Regions from separate parts of the Homo sapiens genome. Here all the other regions are linked to region 3. A link is an interaction called in ENCODE POLR2A ChIA-PET data of the cell type or tissue named here. Cell type or tissue: CD4-positive, alpha-beta T cell. All regions are shown on one strand. Links, peaks and the distances in the headings refer to the core of each region. The heading gives the core; the rest is flanking DNA.

Region 1 (7,775 bases), core at 1,672-6,671, 70 kb before region 3:
GTTTGTGTAACATTTTGTGGAAATGACTGCTTATTAAAATGACACTTCACAGACTTGGACTAACGTTCATGATATCATGGTGTCTTTTGGAAGAAGGGTGTTGTGTTACCCACTCTATCGCCATTTCAAGCTGGTGATGAAGGCCTACAGGGACACTATAAAGATATTGCAACTGGGTAAGATATTACTGTACTTGCAAATTTGGGAGGGAAAAAGTTGTAAGTTTTTAGTCTGTGAAGATATAATAATGATTTTTGCTTTTTTACTGTATATAAATAAGTAATGAAAAATGAATCCAACCACTTTTAAAGTATAGAATTCCTGTGTATAAGACATATGTAGATAAGTAATTGCATAGAGGCATAATAAAGACTCTTTTCCGAGAGGAGTAAGGAAGGTAAACAGAGAAGGCACACATAGTATTGCAAACCGTTTTACATTATAATAGCTGCATCATTCAGTATTTCTTGGCTGCCTATAATCTTCTAGGCTCTATGGTGGGACTGTGGGTCTAATAATAAAGAAGGCAGAAAAGTTCCCTGCTCTGTTGAAGTTTACAGTTTTGTCAGACAGATGATGGGTAAGTTAGCAATTCCAAAGAGAGTGAAAAGTACTCTGCTGGGAGAAGTCCAGGGATCGTTTAGGAGGGGACATGTAACCTAGATTCGGCATGTCAAGAAAGATTTTCCAACAAAAAGCTCAGCTACTCTGAGCACTTTTGACTTGCTAAATTCAACCTGAAAAGACAAACACTCGTTAGCTTTAAGGATGTGGAAAATTCTGGGCTCTGAAACAAATTCCAAAGTGCCCATAGTATCATCATTAGAATAAGTATATAATTTCCAAGATAATGACTTTGAAGGGGGCAACATCCATTTGTATGTATTAGTTCTGGCACATTTATTTAAAAGTCACTTTTAGTACTTTATGGTCATTTCTTATATTCTCCCCCTGGGGAGACTCATCATTCCTTTGCCCTTAGATAAAAGTGTTTCTGGGAGCTTGGTTTTCAGACTTCAGAATAAGAAGGGGAAAGAAAGGAAGTTCTTCCTTCTACCTCCAGGTGACTTCACTGGCCTAAAGAAGAGAATCACATCTCAAATGTTTTGTCTCACCTGGAAGTGTACTTCGCTTTCTGTGTAACCTGTAGTCTTCTTGCCCTGGTGGTGGGGATGGGGGAAGAAAATCATGTTTGAAATAGATTATTTTAAAGTAGACAGTAATTGTAAAAATGAATCATGGTTAGATGAAAGATGCCTTTTTATTCATCCAGTTGGTTTAGACTAGCTGTATTTTATTTTGAAGGATTGTTGATTATAGGATGAAAGAGCTATCATTGAGAAATCTATCTTCTTTAACTTAACAGTGGGAAACAAACTGCTTTGTTTTTTCATGTGTTATTTCTTCTTGCCTTCCATCTAAGATATTTTTTGAATTGCTAAAAGTACCTTGGAAAATCAATCTACTATAAATGACTGTGTGAGCCTCAGTTACACGTCACAATTCATTTCTTTTTTAAGTCATGCTAGATTATCTGGGCATTATTCATGGACTTAAACCAGTGAGAATGCAGTTTGCGATTATCCTGTTATATCATGGCTTCCAGATGGAGAATTGGCAAAACCTCCACATGCCTGTTTGCACACACACTCACACACTCTCACTCTCACTCACATATACAGACTATTGCTTGTTACTTTTTATTCTGGGAAGTAATCTAGTTCTTTTGACTTTCATTGGAAAAGTAATCAGTACTATGATTGCATAACCAAAAATAAATTCGATTGCCTTGACTTACACAGGAATCAATTACCCAGTTTTAGTAGGTCAGAATTGAAATTGAGACTTAATTTTTATTCATTATCACTCTGACAAGAAATAGTTTTATCAGCTGTGTTATGATAGTAACATAAAACTTGAAGTAACACACTGGAGGCCTCTGCTAAAAATGAACCTGAACCCTCTATGTACCATGTACAGTGTGTTCTGTGACTAATTTGGGTTGTGGCTAGTTAGTGCTAAAACTGAGGGCTGGGTTGTCTAGAATTTGTGCCAGAAGCTGTAGAGATGACATGTTCTGGATGAGAATCGTCACCTGTCTTTGTACAGGTGGATGGCACGGGGATGCCATTATTGCCGCTGAAGAGGCTCATTTGTTTGAACACCCCATAATTTAAATAAAGGTAGCTCTGGTTTGGCATTTAGTGTTTTCCAAGAATGAATTCATGCCTACTTATAATTCAAAATGCAGTCAGTGTTCACACTTTTTATTATAAAGGTCAGTATAGTGTTCCATAGTTGAAAGTAATGAATAACCCTGGCTCCAAAGAAGGATTGATCTTAAATGGAATGAGCTTTCAAAACCAATGTAGGAATGCTTCAGAAACTACAGAATATTTCATTATAACTGATTGACTAAGATCTGAGTTTTCAAAGAGCCAGGAATTTGCCTCATGTGACTTCACAGTAGCCTTTACAAGGATTCTTTACTAGGCCTTTGGCTCTTTTCAGGTTTGCATTTCTTCTCATTCCCTCCCCTCCTCCAGAAGACTGTATGTTTATCTCTGGAGGTTGCTGTTCTGTTTAATCCAAACTCTTTAAGGGCAGGAAATCCTGCTTTGCCCCTTAAGTACTGTTTTAGTGCTTAACAAAGGACCTTGCTCTCCTTGGATCAGTCATCTTGGGGCACATGACTCCTTTTTTTTCCCCTGTCTCTGTCTCTTCAACTTTTATTGCCTCTGTTCCATTCTTTTTGGAAGAATGGGTAAAGTTTTTCATGGGAGCATCACTTAGTTGCTGTTAGTCAATTAAAAATAAAAGTAAAAGAGAAAAAGCAGATTTTCTAATGTATCTTCAGAAGAGTTATTCTTTTTTTTTTTTTTTCCTTTGGACAGAATTTTGCTCTGTTGCCCAAGGCTGGAGTACAGTGGCGCGATCTTGACTCACTGCAACCTCCGCTTCCTGGGTTCAAGAAATTCTCATGCCCCAGCCTCCCAAGTAGCTGGGATTACAGACATGCACCACCACGCCTGGCTAATATTTGTATGTTTAGGAGAGGCGGGGTTTTGCCGTGTTGACCAGGCTGGTCTGGAACTCCTGGCCTCAAGTGATCTGCCTGCCTTGGCTTCCCAAAGTGCTGGGATTACAGGTGTGAGCCACCGCACCTGGCCCACTCAGAAGAGTTATTCATTTTAGAAGTGACAAGTCATAGTTTAATACTTGATCATACGTTATTTATGTAATTTAGTGAGTGTATTGTCTACATCTTATTAATGTATAGAAGGTATTCCTTACTTTACTTCCATTAGAAGGGTAGGATGGGATGGGATGGAAGAGAAACATCAACTTAATTTTTGCTTTCACTTCCGCCTTTGAGCTCATTCTGTGGGTTCTTTTTTTTTCCTTCTTCTTGGATGGAATATATATCCTATATATATCATATCATATATTTGTCTCCTATAATATATATCCTATAACTTTTTCTATCACTTTAGATTTTAAAAAAGTTCTTTTACCACTTCTAGTCACAAGAGGAGTCTAATTTCAGTGCTTAAAATGTCCACTTTGAACTTCATTACAAAAGAAATTCTTCCCTTCCCCAGCTGGGACCTGCCTGAGGGTGGGTGACCAGCGGCAGGGAGGAGGACCCCTTTCACTTTGGCAGGACATACCACTTACCTCCACTTGGCCACCCCATGTTGCTCTGTCCTGCTTCTTAATGGAAGCCAGACACCAATCTTTGTACTCTCCAGTTGGTATCTACGGTTAAAATTTCCAGGGTAAGCAGGTTGTACTCTCTTAGGGCCTCTTAAAACCCCCTTTCTCTTGGTTTAAGGTAACAGAAAAGCACCTCCTTCCTGCACCCACACCACCTTTATCCATGGACATTTTTTCTGGACCTCTTTACTCTTAAGCTCCTGAAGGTGAATATTCAGTGAATGAATTACAAATCATTTTTAGTTTCTCTCTCTACAAGTTCAGCATAGAGAGGTTAGCATCTCTTTAAAATAAAGGGATACTTGATACCAGTTATTTTCTTTGTGAGCCTCATTAGAAAAGAGTCAGAGTTCTGTCCTGATGTGTTAATAATACATACAGGTGGATGGCACAGGGATGCCATTATTGCCACTGAAGAGGCTCGTTTGTTCGGACACCCCATAATTTAAATAGAGGTAGCTCTGGTTTGGCTAGTTTGTTAATAATAACCACAGCTGCGTGTGTTAGCTACCTTCTGTGTGCCAGCGCTAGGTTCAGTTCTTTAGATACCATATCTCATTTTGCTCATATTGCAGTCCTGTGAAGCAGGCATTACTATCCCCATTTTGCAAATAGAAGACAGGCTCAAAGAAGTGAAGTCAGTGGCCCAGGGTCTTACAGCTAGTAGGTGGGAGAGCCTAGATTTGACTCCAGATCTGTGTAACTTAGAGTCTGTGCACTTACATATATTGAAATAGTTATAAATGAAATTATATGAAGCCTGGAATTTGCTTCAAAATAGTCCAGAGTGGGTTGTGGGAAAGTGGGTGGGGTGTAGCTGAAACAAGGTTGGCTACAAGTTGATTGCTGCCTGGGTGATGAGTATGTGGGATTCATGATACTGTCTTCCCTATTTTTGTACATGTTGTGATTTTCCTTTAGACAAAGTCTTTTTTTTTCCTTAAGTCTGGACTCTTAACCACCATACTACCAAGTTTCAAATTTGAATTTATCCACCATTTTGTGGAAAACATGATTTCTATTAATATTTGGACAGTTTTCTAAATTTTTTTGGCTAAGAAAAACGTATACAATTGTTCTTTCTATTTGCTGTTTTGTTTTTAAGGTTAATAGAAACCTACTTTCTAATAACATGTGAAGTCTGATGAATAGTAGCTACCTAGCAGGTAGTAACCCAAGAAACAGCCTTCAGGAGTTTAGTTGTTGTCCCCAATTAAAACCAGGTATTACTTCAGGTAATTAATAGCCCTTACTTATCAATTATTAATTGGGCTCAATAAACAAATTTTCAGAAATTACTGCTTTACTAACCTCTTCCATAGATAAAATAACACAATCAATGAGAAAGGAAAGAAGAGCTATGGTACCAAGCACAGGGCTTGTGACTGATCAATTTTTTAAAAGAATAATGGATGTTTAAAACATTGAGGTTTGGCAAGTGTATTGTATGAGCTCCAAGTTTGGAGGAGACTTTAAAGGTGAATTTCTTTTTAATATTTACATTTTATTTATTCCAGAGTCAGTTTAGCAAATGACTTTTAAAAAAATTGAATTGTAGAGGAGATATTGCAAACTCGAAAACTAAAAGATGAAATCACTGCCATTTTCCAGTGTTGACATTTATCTATATTTAACTTCTGTAAGTTCCCAGTTCTGGACATTTTAAAGAATTGTTAGGCCTTTTAATTTTTACTCTTTAAATACATTGTATGAAACTATTTTGAGATTTATTCAACAAGTATTTGTTGAGAACCTGCCATGTGAGGCTGCTGAGCTGGATCCTGAAGATATAATAGTTCTAATGGGGGCACAGGGCACAGAATTACACAACTACCAGGGTTTTTGAAAAATTGCATTTGTAATAAGTAGCTCAAAAGAGAAATATGGAGAGTGAAAATATAAGCCAGGGAAACTGACCTACATTTAAGTCACTGAAGACATGTAACTTCCTACTGTGGGAGCCTCTGCCTTATTTGACCTCTAATTCTCAGCTCCTACTAGTTTCCTAACACCCTCAAGTACTTGTTAATTGCTTGATGAGTTCATTTATTCATTGATTTGTTCAACACATATTTTGAATGTATGCCTACTCAGGAGCCAGTCCATACAAAGCACCCTGTAAATATAAAGAGCACTAGAAAAATAATTTAGATGTGTGGGCTGTATTTGGGGACGTGTTCACTAGCCGGGGAGCGTGTTCACTACCTAGGGAGCTAAGATGTCCATCAGTAACATAAAATATATAGTCAGCCGTGGTAAGTGCCTTACAAGAAATGTGGATTAAGTAGTTCAAAAAAGAGAGAGACGACACATTTCACTAGGGGTCAGGGAAATTTTCATAGAGGCTGTGAGATTTGAATTGGGACTTGAAGGATGGAGGGAATGTTGTAAACATTGTGAGTAAACCATGTGAGGAGGTTCATGGGATAGTGTAGTTTCTGCTATGAAAATGTGTTTGTTGGAATTAGATGATGGAAAATCGATATGCTATCTGATGCTGAGATTTGCTCTACAGCCTCTAAAACTAGTTGATAGTTTCTTTCCTATCTGAGTTAACTGGTCACTGGAATTTATGTCTCTACTTTTTAAATATTATTGCTTAATTCCCTGCTCCTCACCCGGGAGATTGTAATTCCTTGTGTTTTCTTCCTCCTATTCTAAATTGTTCTTGAACTTTTTTTTTCTGGCTTAATTCCCCATACCAGTTAATGTTTCTAAGAATAGAACAATCATAGTGCTCTCAGAAACTAGCATGGAATTAAAGTCAGATACTGAAGTAGCATTTGTACCTGTTTTTGCTGACCATTTTACATACCAACTTATCGAAGAAAGGAGAGAACTTCAGAGTACAGCAGGAGTTAACTCCTGGAAATCATGAACTGCTGCTGAATGTTTGAAAGGGAGAACTCCGGATTCTCCTTCCATGAGGCAAAGTGAATTCTTTTTACTCTTGTCTCTTCCTTGGAGTACAAGTCTATGTTCCCAGTCTCCTAAATTAGTACATTCTTCCCATTCATATGTATTATTTAACCTCAGAGCATTTGCGGGTTTATACTTATAACTCTGTATAGAAGGATATTATATATAAACGTAAACATTAAAGGAAAGAATATCAAGTTCTAGTCATCTCCATAGAATCTCTTTCCCCCTAATACTTCTAAATATTGTTAATCACCGAAAATGTTTAGATTGCTCTCATGGTAATTTCTGGGTTACATTTGTATAAAACATTCTTGGTTCTCTTAAAATACACCATAGAGGGAAGCATTTCCCATATGGCTTACAAATAATAAATTGCCTTTTAATTGCCACAAATGATGAATAGCTTGTGGTTATTTGGCTTCAAAAATATCACTTAAAATATTTTAAAATGTTAGTATTCTTTGAAAACTGGAGTTATATAGAAATGCTTACTGATGGGTGATGGCTTCAAGTCAGCTGACCTCTTAAATATTACATACAATTTAAATCTACACTATATTTTCTGTACTATTTATTTTTGTTAATTTCAGCAGTTTCTGAGCTGAGCAGTGTAGAAATCCCTAGAACTTAGTTACATGGTTTGAATGTATGGCTTAAAAAAAACTTCTATAATTAGTGCCTCTTTAAATAAATTTAAAGTCAGTTTTGAGATTATTTTTATGGATCTGAATTTTTATGGAAGTAACTTTCTATAAGAAAATAGCAGCAGAAAATTGTATGTATTTAAGACAACTTTGGGGGAACAAAGAGAAAACCTTCTATTTGACCCTAGTGAATCAAAGTCCTATTGTATATTAATACTGAGGCCTTGATGAAGTGAATTGAATAATACTTTATGTTTTACCAGGAATACATGTAAGAATTACAATTATGTACCACATAACGACTTTCAGTCAGTGATGGACCACATGTACAACAGTGGTCCCATAACATTGTAATACTGTGATATTACTGTGTCTTTATTTTCTTATTAATTTTTTTTTGTTTTTCTTTTAATCAGAAAAGAGCTGAAGTATACTGTATCTTTTCTATGCTTAGATATGTTTAGATACAAAAATACTTAGCATTGTGTTACA
Region 2 (7,775 bases), core at 1,488-6,487, 52 kb before region 3:
AAGTCAGCCCAGAACTTCCCGAAGGAATGAAGACTGGAGCTAGACCTTGATAGTGGGCTAGGTCACATGGAGAAGGGAAAAAGGCATGGAAACAAGTCTGTAGAAAGAGCATTGAGAACATATGCAGGGAAGAGACTCCATGAAAGCAGTGCATTAAAAAATGTGTGTTTGAAGGGGTAGAGTCTGGAATCTGAAAGATGGGAAAGAGGATTCTTAAAATCGAGGCATGAGATGAGAATATGAGTGAACATAGGAGCTCAGGCAATGGCATAGAAAGGGCAGATACAAGGAGCATCTCCAAGGAAAAATCATCAGGATTTGACGGGTGAGACCGTAGAATGAAAGAAATTTTCAAGGTTTAAGCTGGGTGATTACTGTGTCTATCATGTATTCATTCATTCTTAGAACACTTAAATGGAAAACCTGCTGTTGCGGTGTTCTGTTCTAGGTATTGGGGATTAACCACTAAATAAAACAGAAGCCCCTGCTCTTTTGAAACTTACTTTCTAGTGTTAATTATGTTAAAAAATTTAGTGTCAGCAATTTTAGGATCTTGAGATGTCATCATCTAGCTCATGATTCTTTTATGATCTAAAAGTTAAATGGGAAATGTCAATGAAAGTGCATCCAGTATCTTCATGAACTCAGTATACAGTATTTCCGCGTTTCAGAACTGTAAAGATAAGAATGAAACTGTTAAACTGAAAATACTGAATTTCACAGATCAAAGAAAATGGTACTACTCTAGATGTAGAATTAATAGTTCACCTTATAATTAATAAATTTCAGGAAATATCATGAAGTTTGGAACACCTAGGGAATTGCTGAGTTGTAAAAGGCTCCTTTTGTAGACTTTGGTTGGGTTAAAACTAGGTTCATTTAAAAACCAGGAGGAAGTAGTTAGGTTGAACAAGGCTTTAATACTTGATGGCTTTTGTTCATGTGAGTTTTGTCAGCTTATTTCTGAAGTAGTGCTATGATGTTTTAGTGTTCAGTTTTCTTCAATTCTTTAAGGTAAAATAATTTGTTATTAGTAGATAACTCCTTGACAGAAAATGTTGACATAAGAAATAAAGAAGTTTGAAATTTAGAATACAGTTTTCCATGTTATGTTGAAAGCTTGAATTGGAAGAACATTATCTAATAAAAATTATGATGCATTTAGATATTCATTTGGTTTAGAAAACTTTCCTGCCTTTCATTTAATTGACCTAGTTGTATTTCATAGCATTTTAATGATAACCACAACTAGTCAGCTGTAACAACAGAATATAAAGATTATATGTAATTCTTTTTTTTTTTTTTTTTTCGAGATGGAGTCTTTCTCTGTCGCCCAGGCTGGAGTGCAGTGGCGCGATCTTGGCTCACGGCAAGCTCCACCTCCCCAGTTCACGCCGTTCTCCTGCCTCAGCCTCCCGAGTAGCTGGGACTATAGGTGCCTGTCACCACGCCTGGCTAATTTTTTGTATTTTTAGTAGAGACAGGGTTTCACCGTGTTAGCCAGGATGGTCTCGATCTCCTGACCTCGTGATCTGCCCGCCTCGGCCTCCCAAAGTGCTGGAATTACAGGTGTGAGCCACTGTGCCTGGCCAAAGATTGTATGTAATTCTTAAGGAAATCAGTAAAGGGGTTTGGACCTAATAGGACTCATAAATTTTTTTGCATTTAAAAATGTTCTTAAGAAATGATCAGGATTCTGAGCTGCTTTAGATATATTACCTCTCAGGGTCTGAATTTCTTTTTCTTAAGGATAATTTTATGTTTTTTCAATTTTCTTTAGGTAAAAGTGCAGTTTTAAAGTGTCTCCTGGATATTCACAAAATTTTTCAGGAAAATGACCCAGCGTACATACTGAATGATCTCTACATCTCAGACTACTGTGTGTGGATTCAGAAAGTCAAGTAAGTTTTCATAGAGTTACTTACGAATTTTTAGATGTTCACATTGCTGAAATACCTATTTACCCAGGAGGAAGAAAACGAAATAACCTGAGGAGTAAGTTGTGTTTTTTTTTTTTTTTTTTTTTTTTTTTGAGATGGAGGTTTGCCCTTGTCACCCAGGCTGGAGTGCATTGGTGTGATCTCAGCTACTGCAACCTCCGTCTCCCAAGTTCAAGTGATTCTTGTGCCTCTGCCTCCCGAGTAGCTGGGATTACAGGCGTGTGCCACCACGCCTAGCTAATTTTTTATTTTTAGTAGAGACGGGGTTTCACCACATTGACCAGGCTGGTCTTGAACTCCTGACCTCAGGTGATCCACCCACCTCGGCCTCCCAGAGTGCTGGGATTACAGGTGTGAGCCACTGTGCCTGGCCAGGAATAAGTTTTAATGAGAAGGAAACCCATAGACCTACCAAACACTAAAAAGCAACTGGATTAACATGGGGAGCTTGGTGAATTTGCTTAGGGAAGGAGGTACACAGATGGTAAAAAGTTAATTTTATTAGAAAAAATTGGTATTGGTATGTCCTGGAAAACAGGTATTAAAACAGTTGTGATATTGATTGCCTTGCTATTGACTGTCCAGTATGAAATCTCAAGACTGGGTATCTGAACTTGTATCTGTATTTCACTTACAGTAGAGTGTGAGTGTGTGTAGATGTATGTGCATTCATGTTTGTGTGTGCAAACATTTTAGTATGCAAACTGCATCAGTTGAATCCAGATGAGAGCTCTGCATTTATTGGCTAGCCACTGGCTTACCACCTGCAGAGCCTAATAGCATGATTCTTGATAATGCATGTATGGAAGGGTCTGAACACTCACAAATGAGCTCCAGCACTTGGTATATAAAAATTTTTAAAAGTGTTTACCATTGCGTCAATCAAAGAAACATAGTAGATTAACGATTACATTTTAAAATGCAGTGAATTTTTATTTCGTGAAGTTCTGTAGATCTGATTCTTATTAGACATGACAAAATTCCATTTCAGTAGCAAGAGGCTATTAATTAAGAATCTATAAATGGGCCAGGCATGTTGGTTCATGCCTGTAATCCCAGCACTTTGGGAGGCTGAGGCAGGAGGATCGCTTGAGTTCAGGAGTTCAAGACCAGCCTGGGCAACATAGTGAGACCCTGTCTGTATTAAAAAAAAAACAAAACAAAAAACCTATAAAGGGAACTCTTAATTGGAATGACTCCTAGGTGCTATAGAAAATGATAGCTACAATGTCAATTGTGACTTAGAAGAAAAATAGTCTTGATATTTTTGCTACCGCCATGATTGATAAATAAATGCTTTAGTGTGGATTTTAATGTCTGTTTTGAATGAGCCATTATATGGGATTTATTTTTTATTTCTCTTCATGGGGGAGCAATTATATTGCAGAATGAAATATGAAAAAACTTGAGGCTATACCTGTTGTACAGAAAATGCTTAGGGATTGCTCAAGATAATGCCTAATAACATACAGCAGGTGGTGTCAGCATTTGTGTTGGAAATCTAGATTTCGCCAGATGGAAAATTGAATGTTTAACCCCTGAGGTCATAATGGCATGTCATCACTTCATTTGATCCTCCTGCTAATTGAGCTTATCAAATACCCTGCTGCCATTTCCTGTTGTTACTTTCATTTTCATAATAAAATTAAATGGGGATAGTCTATTTGTGTGGGTTTTGGTTTTTCTTTTTTTTAGGAATGATGATTTTGTAAACATGTAATGAATATTGAGGTATGTACCAGGATCTCATTTCTGTGAGTGCCTGTTTCTCTCTTTGTGATATTCTTTATTAGCTAGAGAGAAGTTTATTTTTCATTAAAGAAGAAAGATATAGGCTGCCAAGTAGATGTAGGGATTATCAGACCTTCCCTGAAAAAACTTTTTCTCTTGGTTTTATGTTGTGGGAAATGAAGTGAAATTCTTAGGTTCTTTGTAATTGTTGTGCTAATAGTACTTTTAAAAAATGGGATAATGTATTGGGGAGTGAGGTAGGAGAGAGAAACCAGCAGGAACTCTTCAAATTACTTTGCAAAAGTTGTTTTTTCAACTTTACCAATTTGAACATAACTTTCTTTTCCCTAAACAGGCGTGTTGCTTTCAGTTTGTATGTTAAATTTTAACTGTAGCCCAGCTATTTTTTTCTCTCTTTTGAAATAAAACATTTGTTTATCTAATTTTTATAAAAATTTCTAGTTTTATTCTTAATTTTACAAGCACAACATGATTGAGCTTTCTAGTATTTTCTTTACTGTGAACTTCTTAGGTCTAAATAATTCTACTGCAGTGTAGATCCATGATTTTCGTAAGGAATTTTTTCCTCACTTTTACCTTCTGGTTTATTTCTTCTACATATAGTTTATCAGTGAAATCTAGCACCTTATTTTTATGTTTGAAAAGAGCCATGTATTTTTCTTAGTTTAGTTTGATGTTTTTGATTATAATAATAAAAACTATGTAAGGTTTTGTTTGAAATACCAGGTAATTGCTAAATTCTGACTAGCACAAAAACAGCATTCCATTTTTACAGTCAGATATATGCTTTGGCAAAAACCTATTGAAACGTAGGTAGCAAAGTCATTCTTACATTGAATCGATGAAGTTATAACAACATCTATTGTTACTTCTGCTTTCGTACTAGGTTTCCCTATGTTATTTTTCCCTATGATATCTGTGTCTTGTAATGCATATTTGCAAAGCTGAGAAACTGAAGCTCCTGGCCTCTCATTCTGAGTTACAGATTTTACCAATTGTTTTTCTGAAAAGAACGCTCCCTACCACCCTTCACTATAAGCTTCACTGGAAGTTTTGAGTGTGGTGCTCACTACAGCAAATGTTCTGTGGTTGGCAGCCTTAGAAAGTGATTTGTTTGAGGTTATATGTCTTATAAGAGATAGGTCAGGTCTTCTGGTTCCAGATTTCATATTTTTCAAGATATGCCACTTATGCAACCAGTTGTCTCCACCCATACCATGTGGAAGAAAAAAGATAAAAGCCCTTTCTTCAGAGAGATTTTCCTATAGGAAAAGGAATGAATGAAACATCTGTCTTTCTCATGGATGTTCCCATAGCACTTGGTTGAGAGATCATTGGGCACCTCTCATGCCTGCCTTATATTGTAGGAATCTAGATGTGTATCTCTTTCCCCTCTAAAATGCTAAGGTCTATGTGAATAAGCACCTGTCTGGACCCATCACAGTTTGTGAGCACAATCAGTTTTACTCAAATTGAATGATACCTATTAGACCGGATTAAAGGAACGTTTTTCATTTTTGTTTTAAATGTAGCACTTTAAAAATATAAATCAATTCTAACTTATTTTTATTGGTATTTCAGCTACATATACAAGTTGCCCCATTCTTTGCTGGTGGGCTGCCATCAGTAGCAGTGATAGTTCTGACCCTCTGAAATTTAACAGTTCCATGGTATCCAACCCTTTGGCTTCCATGGGCCATACTGGAAGAATTGTCTTGGGCCACGCATAAAATACACTAACACTAATGATAGCATGGACCAAAAAAAAGATCCATGCATAATTTTTATGATATCCATCACTACAGATAAGCAAAAAAGTCCTTGCATTCAAATAGTTGGCACCTTTTTATATAAGGTGGGATAGAAAATAATGAACTGTAATACATTCCAGCTCTACTTCTCATTGACCGTATGACCTTAGCAAGTCACTTTGTCACTTAATCTAATTCAACCAATATTAGTATTTTGATATTTCCTGTATTTGTTTCCCAATGCATTTTTTAAATATGTAACAAGTTTATTTTTCTTTTTTTTTTTTTTTTTAGTGTTTATTGATCATTCTTGAGTGTTTCTCGGAGAGGGGGATTTGGCAGGGTCATAGGACAATAGTGGAGGGAAGGTCAGCAGATAAACATGTGAACAAAGGTCTCTGGTTTTCCTAGGCAGAGGGCCCTGCCACCTTCTGCAGTGTTTGTGTCCCTGGGTACTTGAGATTAGGGAGTGGTGATGACTCTTAACGAGTATGCTGCCTTCAAGCATCTGTTTAACAAAGCACATCTTGCACCGCCCTTAATCCATTTAACCCTTAGTGGACACAGTACATGTTTCAGAGAGCACGGGGTTGGGGGTAAGGTTATAGATTAACAGCATCCCAAGGCAGAAGAATTTTTCTTAGTACAGAACAAAATGGAGTCTCCTATGTCTACTTCTTTCTACACAGACACAGTAACAATCTGATCTCTCTTTCTTTTCTCCACATTTCCCCCTTTTCTGTTCGACAAAACTGCCATCGTCATCATGGCCTGTTCTCAATGAGCTATTGGGTACACCTCCCAGACGGGGTGGCGGCTGGGCAGAGGAGGTCCTCACTTCCCCGACGGGGCGGCAGGGCAGAGGCGCCCCCCCTACCTCCCGGACGCGGCGGCTGCCGGGCGGAGACGCTCCTCACTTCCCTGACAGGGCGGCTGCCGGGCAGAGAGGCTCCTCACTTCTCAGACGGGGCGGCTGGTCAGAGATGCTCCTCACCTCCCAGATGGGGTGGCGGCGGGGCAGAGACACTCCTCAGTTCCCAGATGGGGTCGCAGCCGGGCAGAGGCGCTCCTCACTTCCCAGACTGGGCGGCTGGGCAGAGGGGCTCCTCACATCCCAGACGATGGGCGGCCAGACAGAGACACTCCTCACTTCCCAGACTGGGCGGCCGGGCAGAGGGGCTCCTCACATCCCAGACGATGGGCGGCCAGGCAGAGACGCTCCTCACTTACTAGACGGGGTGGCGGCCGGGCAGAGGCTGCAAACTTGGCACTTTGGGAGGCCAAGGCAGGCAGCTGGGAGGTTGAGGTTGTAGCGAGCCGAGATCACGCCACTGCACTCCAGCCTGGGCAACATTGAGCACTGAGTGAGCGAGACTCCGTCTGCAATCCCGGCACCTCGGGAGGCTGAGGCTGGCAGATCACTCGCGGTCAGGAGCTGGAGACCAGCCCGGCCAGCACGGCGAAACCCCGTCTGCACCAAAAAATATGAAAACCAGTCAGGCGTGGCGGCGCACGCCTGCAATCCCAGGCACTTGGCAGGCTGAGGCAGGAGAATCAGGCAGGGAGGTTGCAGTGAGTCGAGATGGCGGCAGTACAGTCCAGCCTCCGCTCGGCATCAGAGGGAGACCGTGCAAAGGGAGAGGGGAGAGGGAGGGGGAGGGGGAGAGGGAGAGCCCCAATGCATTTTTAAACCAGTGGAAGCAATACTGCACATACCATTCTGTAGCCTGTTTTATACTCATGATAATACCTTATAAACCATTTCCCTTTATAACATAATATCCATTACAGAGTTTTTTTTAAGTAACTAATTTATTCCTCATTATAAAAAGAGTACATATATGCTCACTGAGAAAATTTCACATTAAAACTGTATGGTTTTAATACATAGCACATTTTGAAATGACAAGGGATCAAGAACGGTGTTCTTTTGTTTTTGCTACATGGAAAAATTTTATTGTTTTTAAATGAAACTAAAATCTAAAATCCTGACTCTTATCAGTACAAATGTGAACCTGTAATTAAGATGTTAAATCACACTTTTCCTCTCTAGTATAGTTTTTTTAAGTAGGTAGTTCTGGGGAAAAAGAAAAAAAGTGTTTTTGAAATTCTAAACCCTCTTTGCATTAAACTGATTAATGGTTAATTAACTCTAATAGTGCAATTAACTTTTTTTGCTGAAATCTTCTGACCTTTTGGACACTAATGTGGGAAGTTTGTAGAGGGAAACAGCTATATCACAAGATAGTTATCTGTCATTTCATAAGTCATGAACCTTAATTTCCTCAGTTGTAAGTAAACCTAAGTCATTTCAGCACTGAAGTTCTAAAAT
Region 3 (7,775 bases), core at 1,884-6,883:
ACAAAATTAAAATTAGAAACAAAACCAAACAGGGTAGCGTGCAGAGGGTGCTGACATAAGGCTGCCGACTTTTCATTCTGGATGTGCATCTCTAACCCAACCCAGGCAGTATTCTACTGAAACAATCCTTTCATAAAAGCCTGTTAATGCCAAAAAGTAGAAGGATAGTATTTAGAATAAAGATTAGCCCTCTAAATTGGACATAATTAGCTTTAAGAAAAACTCTCGGCTGGGTGCAGTGGCTCACGCCTGTAATCCCGGCACTTTGGGAGGCCGAGGCAGGTGGATCGAAGCCGAGGACTGAGCTCAGCAGTTCGAGACCAGCCTGGCCAACATGGCAAAACCCCATCTCTACTAAAAATACAAAAAAATTAGCCGGACATGGTGGTGCATGCCTGTAGTCCCAGCTACTTGGGAGGCTGAGGCAGGAGAATCGCTTGAACGCTTGAAGTTGGGAGGCAGAGGTTGCAGTGAGCCGAGATTATGCCACTGCACTCCAGCCTGGACAACAGAGTGAGACTCCATCTCAAAAAAAAAAAAAAAGAAAAAAAGAAAAAAAAAGAACAACTCTTTCTCCTGAGAAACCACAGATACCTTTTCAGTTTCTCTATTTTTCTTTGTAGAAACATGAGTAAACACATGTAGTTTTTAAACAAAATTTGAATCATATACTACATAAATTTATATCCTTCTTTCTCTTAACATGAGGTCCTGTTTCCCATGTCATCAAATAACCTCCTGAAATATAACACTCATAACTGCATTTATTCCTATTGCACTGGCAGCAATTGCTCTCAAATGTAAATCTGATTAGCGAGGATTTTCCTGTTTTTGTAGTAAATTTGCTAAGCATGGATGCCTAGATCCTCTAGGTGCTTCCTCAGCAGCTCTTCCTCTGTTGTGTTATAGCAGCATAGTTTATTTCGTTTTACGTTATTATTTTTTACGTTTTTTTTTTTTTTTAAGAGATAGGGTCTCACTCTGTTGCCCAGGCTGGAGTGCAGTAATGTGATCAGAACTCAAGGGATCTTCCCACCTCAGTCTCCCGAGTAGCTGGGACTACAGATGCATGCCACCACACCCAGATGCATAGTTTATTTTAAAGACAATACAGTCGTCCCTCGGTATCTGTGGGAGATTGGTTCCAGGACTTCCTCAGATACCAAAATCCAGCGATGTGCAAGTCCCTTATATAAAATGGCATAATAGTTGTGTATAACCTACCTCCATTCTCTTGTATGCTTTAAATCATCTCTAGATTACTTATAATACCTAATACAATGTAAATGCTTTGGAAATTGTTAGTATACTATATTATTTTTAAAATATGCATTTTTTATTGTATTTTATTATTTATCTGAATATTTTCAGTCTGTGGTTGGTTGAAGTCATGGATGTGAAACCCCAGGATACGGAGGGCCAACTGCATCCCCTTGAATTACAGAAGAGACAGGAATGTAATAACATCTGTCATTTGTTGAGCGACTGCATGAAGCCAAGCGCTGTGCTAGGCTTGTTTGTCCTCAGCATGTCAAGCAGGGGCCTATCTCCTCTCACTCCTTCTTTTTTTTTTTATTTGAGACAGAGTCTCACTCTGTTGCCAGGCTAGAATGCAGTGGCACGATCTCAGCTCACTGCAACCTCCGCCTCCTGGGTTCAAGCAATTCTACTGCCTCAGCCTCCTGAGTAGCTGGGATTACAGGCGTCTGCCACCACATCTGGCTAATTTTTGTATTTTTAGTCGAGATGGGGTTTTGCCTTGTTGGCCAGGCTAGTCTCGAACTCCTGACCTCAGGTGATCCACCTGCCTTGGCCTCCCAAGATGCTAGGATTACAGGCATGAGCCACTGTGCCTGGCCTCCTCTCACTCCTTCTGTAGCCACAGATTCTGCCAATGGAAGGGACTTTGGGCATAGTGAGACCCTGTGGCTCTGCTCTTAGCTGACTGGATTGAGCTTGAACTTGACCCAAGGGCCGACTGTGGGGTCAGCTGGCCTGGAAAGCTCTACTAATCCAGGGGTTCTTGACTCTGGCTGCACACTTGAACCATCCAAGAAACTTTTCAAAAGTACCAATACTCAGTCCCCTCCACATACAGTGGAAATAGAATCTCTGAGGTTGTCTAAATAGGCAAGAGCTGGGATAATCCAAGTCCTGCTCCCGGAAATTTGAATTGGGAAATGAAGAGAGGATAAGGCCCTTGGAAGTTATTGAAGGTAAGAGATGCGTTAGGATAATCACAAGGTGAATCTGGAATCAGTCTTGCAAACTCGACTCAGGAAGGAGGAAGTGTGAGTTAGGAGGATCTATGTAATGGAGAAAAGATACAGGCGAGAGGGTGAAGACAGCAGCTGGTCATAGGAAAGGGAGTGGCTGGGCGTAAAAGGATGCAGACACGTGGAGTTGCTGTCATTACTCTGAAATGAACATTCACACACTGCTCCCCTGAGGTCCCAAAAGCAGTCATGGATGCCCATACCACCCTTTCATCAGTCCGAGGCTCCATAACGCCTGAGCATTAGGCCTGTGCTGACTTTTGGAGCTCAGAGGACATCCAGTTCCCTATTGCTGATCAAATCAGAGGCCTTTCTTATACGTAACAGGACACCTGACACAACTGCTTCAAACAGTAAAGAGGATTTATTAGTTTATGAACTGTAAAGTCCAGCAGTAGAATGGATTTCAGGAGAGGCTTAACCAGCCATCCAACAATGTGATCAAAGGCCCTATCTCCTGTTTCTCTGTACCACCATCTTCAGTGCTGAATTCATCCCAATTTGGACACCTTTCATGTCTCAAGATGGCTGCCAGCAGCCCCTGCAGCTACCTACTTTCTTGTTACCATCTGTCAGAAAAGAGATTATCTGTGTCCCAGCCTCCCCAGCAAATGTCCTCAGATTCACCCTGATTGGATGCGTTTGGGTAAACACTGAATCATTCATCACTGGCCACTGAAATGGGATGGCTGGTTGGCTTTGTCTGAGTCATGTGGCCATTCCTGGAGCTGAAGGCAAGGTCAGGGGGACTTTGGGAGATGGAGGATGGAGCACAAAACCAGTAAGGTTACTGATAAACGTCTACCACCCTTTTCACCAATGCTCCCATGTGCAGGGCTCAGCTCTCTCTTCAGAAGAGGAGTGGTGAAGTGACAGCTTCCAGCGGCCACACCTTCATCTCGAGATCCACCCCAGTGTTTGCGCTAAGGCCACACTCTTCCTGGCCTGTTCCCAGCAGCTGGCTGGTCATAGCAAGGTGCTGGAGCTGGGCCATTCCTGCCCAGTGAGTGACTCCCATCCTCTCCACACCTTCTTAAGCTTACACTGCACTGTGGGGCTCCTTCTCACACTTGTCTGTCTTCCTTTTGGTCTGCCCCCTGCCCCACTCCTGTTTCCTTTTCCCTTTATTCTTCCTTCACAGACATTGCACTTCTAATTCTATCTTGGCTTCTGCTTCCCAGCAAATGAAACTGACACATCCTGGTTTTCTGAGCTACTCTCTGAGTGTGCCTCTGATTTTCAGAGGAGCTCAGCTCAAACCCACTTGCTCCACAAGTGCCTGTGGGGCCGATACTGTCTCCAGTATACAGAAGGGGAAGCCAGGGTTAGAGGTTGAGTAGCTTGCCTGATGTCACCCATGCAACAAGGGGAGCCTTGGCTTCCGAACCCCATCTTTACCTCTCTGCAGCCCGTGCTCTCTACCAGCTGTAGACGCTGTTCCTGGTAGAGCCTGGTGAGGTGGCCTGAGTCTCTCAAGGTCACCCCTGGCTCAATGGAAGAGGAGAGGGTGCATCGCAGCGTGTGTTCCCTCCAGTCGGATTTCCTTGAATCACTCGCACCTGGGGGAAGGAAGATGAGGAGGGGGATTGTCGGTGGATGGGCAGGATCTCTGTACTGGGGGCGGGAGGGGCGTTGCCACGTTGAGCACCGACACTTGAGAAGTGACACGGCTTCGTTTGTACACAAACCATCCTGCATGGTGTTTAAAAACAAAGGGCAAAGTCAGACGTTGCTCGAGGGCCCGGAAAGCCAACTGCGAAGCAGGCGGGCAGCTCCCGGATGGCCCCGCGTTGCCCCTGCTCCCACGCTCCCGGATCAGTGAGAAAGCCTGCGCCCCGCCCTGAGAGCCAACCCGCTAATCCGCGGCATCGTCCACCAATGTGTCTAATGAGGTGGCATAACCACCCAGCTCTCCCCGGAGCCGCGCAGGGCCTCCTGGCTGAACTAGCGGGTGTAGCTCCGTCGGGTCCTCGGGCGTCGCGGGGCGGGGCGGGGTGGGGCCACTGCGCGTGCGCGCGGACCGGGCGGGGCGGGGCCCAGGGCAGGTGCCTGGAGGAGGGTCTCCCAGCGGCAGGGGCAGACGCCAAGCTTGCTGAGGCTGGAGTGTATGCTTAATCACAGTCGACTGAGGGGCTGTTTAAGAATTGTAAGAAGCTGTTCCAGGTGAAGTTCTGAGCAGAGCTACAGAAGGTCGCGGTCTGGAAGCTGCTGGGAGGAGAGGGGCGACATCAGTGGCTTTCGTTGGGGGAAGGCACCCGCAGGATTTCCTGGGATGGGGAAACAATAACCTGGAATACGAGGAGGCTGTCCTAGAAGAGTCAGATTGCCCACTCCCATCCCACCCCCATCCCCAAGCTGATGAAATTGGCGCGAAGCAGATCCCTAAATTCACAAGCTTATCTAATTCCTGCCAATAACACAGTATTTCTGTTTCTGCGGATACCTGGCTCTCGGGGCACATTGAAGCTTCACCTGGAGAGGATGGAACAGAGAAGACGATCAAAAACAGGGCCTTCCTGGAACCAAATGCCAATAACAGCCCTCAGGTGCCTAGCTAGCCCTTTACAGATTGCAAAGGGCTTTCTTCTACCTTGCCTCGTTTTCAGCAGGGGCAGGCAAGTGATCCCATTTTAAAGCGAGGAACCCGAGAGAGCTCAGGCTTTTCCCAGGTTGGGCACAGGGTGCAGTGGGAACTAAGGACTCAGTGAGTAGGGGTCACCCAGGGAGCCATGGAAGATCTCCCAAAGAAAGGATGAACAGGAGTTGGATGAGCAGAGGGACGTTAGGGTGGGGTGTTCATGTCTCAGGTGGAGAGATGTGGTGGGTGAGGGAACAAGATTGCTCAGGGTGGCTGAACACGGGAGGGTTAGCAGAGCTGGGGAATTGGGGGGCAACCCACGGAAAGACACATCCACTTGTGGGCCCAGATCAGCATTGTGTCACATTAAGAAAAAGGGAGAACTCAATTCACTATCCATAGTAATTGAAAAGCAATTGAATATTTATTGTAGCCTCTGGTGCACTTCATTTGTAAGGCACAGCCAATACAGCTGGCCCTCCATATCCATGGGTTCCACGTTCCTGGATTCAGCCAGCTGTGGGTGGAAAACCACTCAGAAAAAATAAAAAGGATAATTCCATACTGAACATTCACAGACTTTTTTTCGTGTCATTATTCCCTAAACAGTACCGTGTAACAACTATTTCCATAGCACTTACATTGTATTAGGTATTATAAGTAATCTAGCGATGACTGGAAGTATATAGGAGGATGCACATAGGTTATATGCAACTTCTATGCCAATTTTTATCAGGGACTTGAGCATTGGCAAATTTTGGTATCCTGGGGGTCCTGGAACCAATCGCTTGCAGATATTGAGGGACAGCTGCATTGTAAAAATCTTCTTTTTCTTTCTTTCATTCTCTTACTCTCTTATCCTAGCCACTGCCCCCAAAGATGCATCTTTCCCCTTCCAAATTTCCCCAGTTCTCCTTCAGACTCTGCCTTCAGAGGGTTCCTGCCTCTCCTCTCCTTCTCCCCTTCCGTGGCTGTGGTTTTAACCCTACAGTACCTTTTTAATTAATTAATTATTATTTTTTCTTTTTTGGGAGACAGAATCTTGCTTTGTCGCCCAGGCTGGAGTACAGTGGCACGATCTCAGCTCACTGCAACCTCTACCTCCTGGGTTCAAGCAATTCTCATGCCTCAGTCTCCTGAGTAGCTAGGACTACAGATGCACCCCAGCACACCCGGCTAATATTTTTATTTTTTTATTTTTAGTAGAGATGGGGTTTCATTATGTTAGGCCAGCTGGTCTCGAACTCCTGAGCTTAGGCAATCCACCCACCTCAGCCTCCCAAAGTGCTAGGATTACAGGCATGAGCCACCACCCCCGGCCTAACCCTACAGTACCCTTAGATTTCCTTCCCAGTATAAACTCTGCTTTCCCTGTGGCTTTTTGCACTTCGGAAAGTGGAAAGAGATTAGTGCAGGAGTCAGCAAACCAGGGCACTGAGGCCATATCCATCCCACTGCCTGTTTTTGTATAGCCTGCAAACTGAGGATCTTTTAATTTCTTTTTTTTTTTTTTTTTGAAACGGAGTCTCACTCTGTCACCCAGGCTGGAGTGCAGTGGCACAATCTCGGCTCACTACAACTTCTGCCTCCTGGGTTCAAGCAATTCTCTTGCCTCAGCCTCCCAAGTAGCTGGGATTACAGGTGCCTGCCACCATTCCTGCCTAGTTTTCTTGTAATTTTAGTATAGATGGGGTTTCACCATGTTGGCCAGGCTGGTTTCAAACTCCTGACCTCAAGTGATCCATCTGTCTCGGCCTCCCAAAGTGCTAGGATTACAGGCATGTGCCACCGTGCCCAGCCCAAACTGAGGATTTTTTTAAAAAAATTTTTAATGATTGAAAAGAATTTATGGAGATGTCTTTTCTCTTTTGTTATGTAGGTACTTACCTAATAGCCTTGATTCTGCCCCTTGGTCCATAAAACTTAGAATATTGTACCATCTGGACCTTTACAGAAAAAGGTTGCCAATCCCTGGTTTAAGAGAAGGGGTTTGTGAATACCTATCCAGTAGCATTTTGGATGCCTGGCCCATGGCTTCTGGGGTTTCCATGCCCTCCTGGGGGAGGCTGTGCAGAAAGCTGGGACAAGAGGAATGAGGCTGATACTACCCCGAATCCCACCACAGGGGTGGTCCCATGGCTCAGGTCTGGCCAATCAGAGTACCCTGTTCTTCTGGCCACAGTGATTGGTTCAGCAATAAGCAGGTGTCTCAAGCCTAGTCAATCAAAGTCCTCTTGGGGCTTTGGCCAGAGCTACTAGAAATGATACTTTTTCTGAGTTGGTAAGCTGGAAGGAAGCCATTATTCAGAGGATGATTATCTTTGTATCTATGTGAGGAAAACCTTTCTGGAAAAGAAATTGCATATACCAGAAAGCAGACATGGAAGGAAGAAGGGAGGAAGAGAGAGAGAGAGAGAGATTGACACATTTGACATTGTTTGAGACTCAGCACCCAGCCACCCCTAAAGCTCCTTCCACCCTGGACCTTCAGTCATGCAAGCCAGTAAAATGCCTGCCTGCCTGCCTGCCTGCCTGCCTGCCTGCCTGCCTGCCTGCCTTCCTTCCTTCCTTCCTTCCTTCCTTCCTTCCTTCCTTCCTCTCTCTCTCTCTTTAGCTGAATTGGGCAGAGTTCAGTTACTTGTATCCAAACACATTCTGAGCAATATATGGGCTTTACCAGGTACTTTGGAACCTTGGATTTCTCCCCTTGGTACCCACAACCCCTGCCATGTAACTTTCAGTGCCCTCTCACTCTGACTCTGGACTCCAAGTGACTTGCTTTGGCCAATAGCATGTTTGCAAACATTATGTAGACACAGTGGGACTTGTATTGTCTTTAGTAGCCCTTGGAGCTCCTCCAAGCCCATATAACAGTCCCAGTCTGGGCCACTACATGATGATAGACATATAGAGCCAAGATG
Region 4 (7,775 bases), core at 708-5,707, 63 kb before region 3:
TTAGCTCTTAGGGAGTTTATTGTGTAATAGGAATGATAGGTCAAAAGATAAGGTACAAAATGTAAGTATTTATGATGAGAACACATGGACACGGGCAACAACACCCATTGGGGCCTTTCGGAGGGTGGCGGGGTGGGGGGGTGGTGCCGGAGGAGGGAGAGGATCAGGAAGAACAGCTAGTGGATACTGGGCTTAATACCTGGGTGATGGGATGATCTGTGCAGTAAACCACCATGACACACATACCTCTGAACTTAAAAGTTCAAAACAAAAACAAAATATAAGTGTTTATAATATAAGATACAAAGGGGAGACTCCCTTAAAAACATACCTTAATGGACAGGTATGGTGGCTCATGCCTGTAAACTCAGCACTTTGGGAGGTAAAAGTGGGAAGATCTCTTGAAGCCAGGAGTTTGAGACCAGCCTGGGCAACATAGTGAGACCTTGTTTCTAGAAAAAAAAAATGTTTTTTAAATTAGCAGGGCGTAGTTGTGTGTGCCTATAGTCCTAACTACTTGGGATCCCGAGGCAGGAGGATTGCTTGAGCCCAGGAGTTCGAGGTTACAGTGAGCTATGATCATGCCACTGCGCTGCAGCTTGGGTGACAGGGTAAGACCTTGTCTCTAACAAGAAAAGAAAAAAGAAATTACCTTAATGGCCATCCACAGGCCAAATCCATCTTGTATTGCCCTTGAGCTAACAATGCTTTTTACATTTTTAAATCGTTGAAAAAAAATAATATTTTGTTACTTGGGAAAATTATTTGAAATTCTCATTTTAGAGTCCATAAATAAAGTTTTATTGAAACACAGGCTCATTCACTTACATATTGTCTATGGCTGCTTTTGCGGTAAGATGACAGAATTGAGTAAGTGCATCAGAGATTGTCCTGCAAAGCCAAAATATTTACTTTCTATCTCTTTACAGAGAAAATTTACCACCTCTGCCTTAGGTATGTACATGGAGGTTGGAGGGGAGCCCTTTTGTAGGGAGCCGAGGTCTTTGGCTGCTTGCCATTCCAAATAGTGGCCAGCATTGAAGTAGATCATTTCAGCTATTTTCTCTCGCCTTCCCACAAGGTGAGACTTAGCTGATATAGTTGGCTCACATTAGAGTAGGCTTCTGTACATTAGGAGAAGCAAACTGAGATGCCTACTTCGCCAAGCAGGTAAATGAATAAGGATGCTAGGGTTTAAGGAAATAGAGACTAATGAGGCCTGTGTGAACTGAAGAGATACATGGCTCGACTGTAGCCTACTGTTGCTGTGTGAATATATAGTATTGCCAGTTTTAAAAAGAAGTAGAAAGTAAAATGATCTTTAAAATTTTTTTAAAGCTTAAGTATGAACAAAGAAGTAAAGTAATGTAAAATCACACTGTAAGAGCCATAGCATGTCTGAGAGCCCAGGTCAGCCTGGGAGGCCCCCAGTTTTCAGTCTCTGCTCTAAAGCAAGCTAAGTGCCAGCGTGTCTTTCTCATACCCTCTTGGACCTGCCAGTTTTAGCTGCAGTGAAGGCTTGCACCAGGTCTTTGCTCCTTCAGTCCTAGCTTGAGACTGAGTCTCAACCTGATACAGGTTCTAAGATTGGGGCAGGCAAAGGAGGTAAGAGATGTCCCGCATTGTCTAATGTAGTTAATACCAGAAAGCTTTTTTAAAAAAGTGGATCCCCTGCCTCTCTTTTGACTACTTTGTATTGTTACTCTTGTCAGCCAGAGCCTGGTCAGGGTGGAGGAGATGAGTGATAGGATTTCAGTACCTCCAGTACCACACCTCACTCTGACCCTGATAGAGTGCTTGTTAGTAGTGGGAGGAGGGATTAATAGGGAAGGAGCAAACAGCATAGACCTAATGAGTGATATATAATGGTAGTTACTAAAGAATGTGTAGGATTTAGAAAAGAAGATGTGGAGGAGCGGTATTCCCTGAGAAAGTAGAAGGCAAAAAAATCAGAAAAAGGAATATAAAAGAGTTCCATGTCCAAGAAAGGGCAAATTCCCATCTGTCTGGAGGCCAGAGGTGTGAAGGGGAATGGTAGGATAAAGGTAGAAACAGTGTGCTGGGACCGGGCTGAAAGGAGCCTGCAATGGCTTGCTGATGAGTTTGGGTCTTATTCAGGGAGGAACCACTGAAGAGTTTGGCATTGGAGCCGGTGAGAGGCTTATGAAATTAGATTCATCTGGCAGCAGCACTTAGGATAGAGTCATTGAGAAGGGTGAGGTTAGTGGGCATGGAGAAGAGAGGAGACCTATTCTTGCCTAGACCCAAGGAAGTCTGGGGACAGACAGTATGGTCTGAACTAGAGTGCTAGCCACGGCACCGAGGAGGAAGGAATATGTGGGCAGGTGCTTCACAGGTAGTGGGGCAGGGACCAGTAATGGGAGTGCCAGGGCTGATCCATACTACCCGTTGTCCTCCTTCCCTTTTCATATGTAAAGTACTTACATGTTTGTTGTCTCATTTAATTTCCATAGCAATTCTTAAGAATTTTTCTTCCAATTTATCCCTGTGGAAACAGATTCAGATTAAGTACCGAACGGTTAAGAAGTGGTACCAGAAGCAAAGCAAACTCTGGGCTGCACAGCTGGTCCACAGTGGAACTGTTGGGATTGTTACCATTTTTACTTCGTGAGAAATTAGCTAAGAACTGCATAAGATTATTTATGTGTAGCTTTTTAATGATCTTTCCTTGGCTTTTTAGAATTGGGGAACACAGTTCTAAGATCTTAATTTCATAGTCAAAATTTTCATGCATCCTTTTCATATAAATTAAACTTATATGTAGAGATAAATATCTAATCAGCTTTACTAAATTATATTTATTATCCATTGATTAAAATATAAAGAAGCATAGCTCAGTTCTACCAGTGTGCAGACCATTTAGCAGAAAGCAAACATATTCACTGAAACACAGTGAGGGTTTCAAAATGGTTTGGTTTTTCTCCTTTTTTACCTTGACATACTTATCAGTACTTGAGATCACCAAAATAAATTCATCAGTGGTAGGATTAGGTTTAGGTTTGTTTTTTCCTTTTATGAGCCATTTGAGATATCCAGTTGTCTTTCTTCCTATATACTCCTATTTCTTCTTTCCAACCTCATGCAATTTTAGTTTTTTTCATTTTGAAATAAAACTAATTTCAAAGAATTAGAACTCTATTAAGTGGTATCTGTTGGAAAAAAATGAAGTGTAATTGTTTTAATTAAAACCACAAAGGGCATTGAAATACATACTGTAATTCTTAAGATGGAAAAATTGAATAAAAATTTTACCCACAAAATTTTGAAGTTTTCTATGCCTATGGGTTTTTTAAAAGTTCAGGTTTAGGTTGCAGCTGTTTCAAAGAGCTTTTTTCCATGCATCTTCAGCTTCTTAATCTACTTTTCTCCTTACTGTGTAGACAGAGATTTTTTTTTTTAATGTTCTACCTTGAACTTGGATGCCTCATTCTTAGTTGTCTGAAGAAATTGAAATTAGTCATGTTACCATTATGTAGTTTTGATGACATCTGGTCATGTATTTCTAAACTGAAACAATCACTGTTTTGACAAGTTACTTAAGAAAGAGGACAGAGTTAATGTCAAGGCTGTCCTTTCAAACTGGCACATCTTGCAGGGATTGTTAGAGCAGAAAAGGCAAAAAGCAGCCTTGGGTTAAATTTATTATTTGAACTTATGGTGGTACAGTGATGTAATAAAGTTTGTACAGCTACATTCTTTTCTTGTCAGGGAAATATATAATTAGGGAAGGAGTAAACAAATTGTATATGCCACATTTGTCATGATGCAAATAACTTTAAATCTGTAGACCACAGAGATGTTATAACTAGTACATGCTAACTGAGCAATTTGACTAGGTGTGTTTAAAGTTAGATTCTTTGTACTCCAGACTGGATTAACAACCAGCGTTTATTAAACAGGATCATACAATTTGCTGGACATTGTTCTAGGCCAAGGAAGAAAGATGAAAAGTCATGTCCTTTCCTGTCAAGGACTTCATCACACATGGTGATAAATACTGACAGTGGATTTATTGCATAGTGGTTGAGGGTCAGACAACTTATTTCCAGTTCTGATTCTTGCTTCCTAGCTGTGATCTTGGCCAACTGCTTCATATCCTTGAGCCTCAGTTTTCTCATTTATGAAACAAGGAAGAAAGTACCTAACTCGTAGGGTTAAATCATGTAATTATATGAAGTATCTGGTGCAGAGCAAGTGGGTAGCTCCTAATTACTTAACGTCTGTTTCGTGCTGCTGTAACAGAATACCACAGACTGGGTAGTTTATAAAGAACATAAATTATTGGCTCATGGTTCTGGAGGCTGTGAAATCCAAGATCAAGGGGCTGGTGAGGGCCTTCTTGCTGTATCAGAACGTGGCAGAGGGTATCACATGGTGAGAAGGCAGGCAAGAGGTTGAACTGGCAGCTTGAAGTCCTAATTGTCGTTAACATTCATGAGGGTAGAGCCCTCATGACCTAAATACCTCTCATTAGGCCCCATCTTCCAACACTGTTGCATTGGGGATTAACTTTCCAACAGATGCTTTTTGTGGGGTGCATTCAAATGGTAGCACTACTGTAATAGAGGGGTATGTCAGGTATATGAGGGAACCTTAAACCAGCTGGGGGAAGAGTTAGAACCCTGTTTCCAGAAAAAGTAATGCCTGATTTGAGACTTGGATAGATGGTAAATTATGAGTTGAATTGAGGGTTGTACATGAGTTGAATTGAGGGTTGTACATTCCAGGCAAAGGGGACATATAAAAAGTACATGTTTGCTTCATGTTAATTTTGTTTGCGAGTATACAGATAATATATGTAATTTTAATAACAATACTTTTTAAATGGATAGGACTATAAGTTTGTGCTCAAAATAGTAATTCATTGCTTCAAGGGTGTGTTTCTTAATATAAGTCAAAAATTGAAGCTTAAATGGCATCTGAGAAATTTGAGGATAAAAAAATCACATAGACCTAGAAGCCTTCTTAATGCTAAATTTAATGTGCGTGTTTGTGTTAATTGCTAGGGATTTGACTTTATTCTACTTCCCGATAGGGCCTGGTATTAAAGCAAATTACCCCACTTTGGTTCTCTTAATTTAGATTAATTTGACAGAATTTTTCTTCCTTCTCTCTTTTTATGGTCAAATGACATATGAAAATTAGTGTTAAAATACTTCATATCTGTTTTGATAATATGGTCTCATCAGAATCCCAGAATTCTAGCCATTTTCTAGCCAGGTATCTATTATACTAAGTTTTGTATTTTAAATGATAGTAATGTTGGCTGTTATTTTCAGATGATTTTACAAATAAAGACCAAGCAGTGCTTTCCCTCAGGTGTTTTGAATAACCACTCTTTTTTTCTTTACTTATTGTTTTAAAATTATTATTATTTTTTTTTTTGTAGAGATGGAGTCCCACTGTGTTGCCCGGTCTCAGACTCCCAGGTTCAAGTGATCCTCCTGTATTGGCGCCTCCTATAGTGTTGGGATTATAGGTGTGAGCCACCAGGCCTGGTCCCTTTACTTATTTTGGCCTCTTGTCTTGATAAGGACAGATATGACATTTGATCTTAGCCAGAAGGCCAAGAAGCAATTGGCTTCTTGTCTTGGGTAACTCAAAACTTCAAAGGGCAGAATAGATACCCAGAAAACCACAGCCACATAGCTGTAATGTACCAGCAGTTGAAAAGAAATTTAGCTCTTATTGTATAGAATTAGCAACTTACATTGTTTTTCCGATGCTGGCTTTTAGCCAGCAAAAACATCCACTACCCTGATCATCTCCTAGAGATGGAAACCATTTCTTAAGTGCCTCCAGCCATGAGCTGGTCTGTCAGTGAAAGATTATTCCCAACCCTGCTCTACTAATAGGAGGATTTCAGGAAGCCAAGGGATTCTATTTAAAACAGCTCAATCTTGTCTTTGTATTAAGATGTATTAACCTGAGATGCCACTTCTGTCCAGACAGGAAATCACATTGTTCTTAGTTTACCTTCCCTTTAAAGGAAAGCTGGGGAATATGTTAAATCCTATTTACTACCCACCTACTTATTACTGTCATCCATATTTTCTTTATCTTGTCATTACGTTTCTCTGTGTTGTCATTAGTCTTTCCCCGAAGTAAAACATTCATGGCACTTGTCATTTGTAATACCAGGATACAGTGTTAAACTGCTTTCATGAGTGAACAAGAGTTCTTGGTCTTCGAGTCATTCTTCCATGGATAGGGTTGGCTTACTCAGCCAAGTCCATCCTAGAGAATCCCTAACTCTTGGGATTTAACGTCCTGGAGAGAGCTGTTAGTGCCATTTTGTGGTGCAAATAGTTACCGTGGTTACTGTGCAAGGCACTGTTTTTTTTTTCTGCTTTGAACCAGGCAGTGAACTGCCTAAAAATGGTCACTTTCCTGCAGTGCCTTTGAGCAGAAATGATTATCTTGGACTTAGGCCTTAGCATTTTTTTATGCCCATATCGTGTATGATGAGCCCACGACTGGATAGATCCCCACAGGAACCGTGTACTTTGAGTCCCCATAGGCTTCTGGCCACCGGCCATGTGACAGCCTGGAAGAGGGCCAGATTTTTCCTTTGCTCATAGCTGCTAGATAAGTGGCTGAGGGTCTGATAGAAAGAGCAGTCAGTACAAAAGAGACTGAAAAAAAAAGCCCAGCCACATGCTTGGTGAGTCTCCTGGCTGTGATGCTGTAGTCATCTACGGTGACATAGTCGGAACAAAAGAGATCAAGTACGACCTCAGAGTAACAATGCATATTGTTGGGAGGAGAATAGTTTTCATGTACTTTTTATTCTAGATTGTCAACTGCAAGTAGCCTGGTTATCTTTACCATATTTGTCACATCACATACTATGAAAGTAGTTTAAGGCTTACAGTTAAAACACAGCTTGTGAAGAGAGCATGTAACTTTCCCTTTCAAAACTGCCTTGCAATATAATTTTTAAATATTAATCTAAATATTGCTTCTCAGTTGTTTAAAAATATAATTTAAAATGTGAATTCAAATTTGTAACCTTCATTTGTCAATTTTTCAGGGTTTGGCTGTGTAGTTGAACATGTCTTAATTTTTGTTAAACAAATAATGTTTCTTGTGGACAATTTTGAAAATAGAGGAAAGTATAGAAAAGAATAAACAACTGTACTCCCACATGTAGAACAATGCCAGGTGCATGATGGGCTCTCACATATTTGCTCAGTGGATGTAGAGACAGATACTGTTAATATCATTTGGGTATATATGTCTAGGTTTTTTTATTTTTTATTTTATTTATTTATTTTTTGAGATGGAGTCTCGCTCTCAAGTCGTGCAGGCTTGAGTGCAATGGCGTGATCTTAGCTCACTGCAGCCTCCGCCTCCTGGGTTTAAGTGATTCTCTCGCCTCAGCCTCCCAAGTAGCTGGGGCTACAGGCACCTGCTATCATGCCCGGCTAATTTTTGTATTTTTAGTAGAGACAGGGTTTCACCATGTTGGCCAGGCTGGTCTTGAACTCCTGACTTCAGGTGATCTGCCCGCCTCGGCCTCCCAGAGTGCTGGGATTACAAGCATGAGCCACTGTGCCTGGCCCAGCATTTTTTAAATGAGTATTAGTCTTTTTTTTTTTTTTTTTTTTTAAGAAAATAGGGATCAGAACATGCAAATACAATGTAATTTCTTCTCTTTAAATTAAAAAAATATTTTGACATTTCTTATTTTTTGTTATTTGACATTTCTTTTGTTTTTGAGACAGAGTCTCACTCTGTTGCTCAGGCTGGAG

Evidence for each region. Peaks named below come from ENCODE experiments on the same cell type or tissue, not always from the same donor. Only the 100,000 strongest peaks of a DNase experiment are listed, where the experiment ranks them.
Region 1: POLR2A ChIA-PET joins it to region 3 with 5 read pairs; 8 of 35 experiments call an interaction of 5 or more read pairs at or near these places.
Region 2: POLR2A ChIA-PET joins it to region 3 with 9 read pairs; 8 of 35 experiments call an interaction of 5 or more read pairs at or near these places.
Region 4: POLR2A ChIA-PET joins it to region 3 with 6 read pairs; 8 of 35 experiments call an interaction of 5 or more read pairs at or near these places.

Annotation. Positions count from the first base shown.
Region 1 is chr3:72,805,072-72,812,846 of GRCh38, reverse strand. SHQ1 (SHQ1, H/ACA ribonucleoprotein assembly factor) reads left to right here. Exons shown (of 11, transcript NM_018130.3): 9 at 53-176. Among named protein-coding and RNA genes, the nearest start is that of SHQ1, 39 kb to the left of the region's middle. RefSeq lists an enhancer at 1,577-2,079. In CD4-positive, alpha-beta T cell, for the core only: no CTCF peak of the experiment used is centred there; no DNase peak of the experiment used is centred there.
Region 2 is chr3:72,787,042-72,794,816 of GRCh38, reverse strand. It overlaps SHQ1 (SHQ1, H/ACA ribonucleoprotein assembly factor), which reads left to right. Exons shown (of 11, transcript NM_018130.3): 10 at 1,781-1,901. Among named protein-coding and RNA genes, the nearest start is that of SHQ1, 58 kb to the left of the region's middle. In CD4-positive, alpha-beta T cell, for the core only: no CTCF peak of the experiment used is centred there; no DNase peak of the experiment used is centred there.
Region 3 is chr3:72,735,388-72,743,162 of GRCh38, reverse strand. It overlaps LOC124909396 (a long non-coding RNA gene), which reads right to left and starts at 4,257. Exons shown (of 2, transcript XR_007095963.1): 1 at 4,129-4,257; 2 at 2,622-3,835. It also overlaps a transcript of SHQ1 not described here. RefSeq lists an enhancer at 3,446-3,954. In CD4-positive, alpha-beta T cell, for the core only: no CTCF peak of the experiment used is centred there; a DNase peak (open chromatin) is centred at 4,212; H3K4me3 peaks cover 1,609 bases; H3K27ac peaks cover 757 bases.
Region 4 is chr3:72,796,786-72,804,560 of GRCh38, reverse strand. The region is part of intron 9 of SHQ1 (SHQ1, H/ACA ribonucleoprotein assembly factor); the gene reads left to right. Among named protein-coding and RNA genes, the nearest start is that of SHQ1, 48 kb to the left of the region's middle. In CD4-positive, alpha-beta T cell, for the core only: no CTCF peak of the experiment used is centred there; no DNase peak of the experiment used is centred there.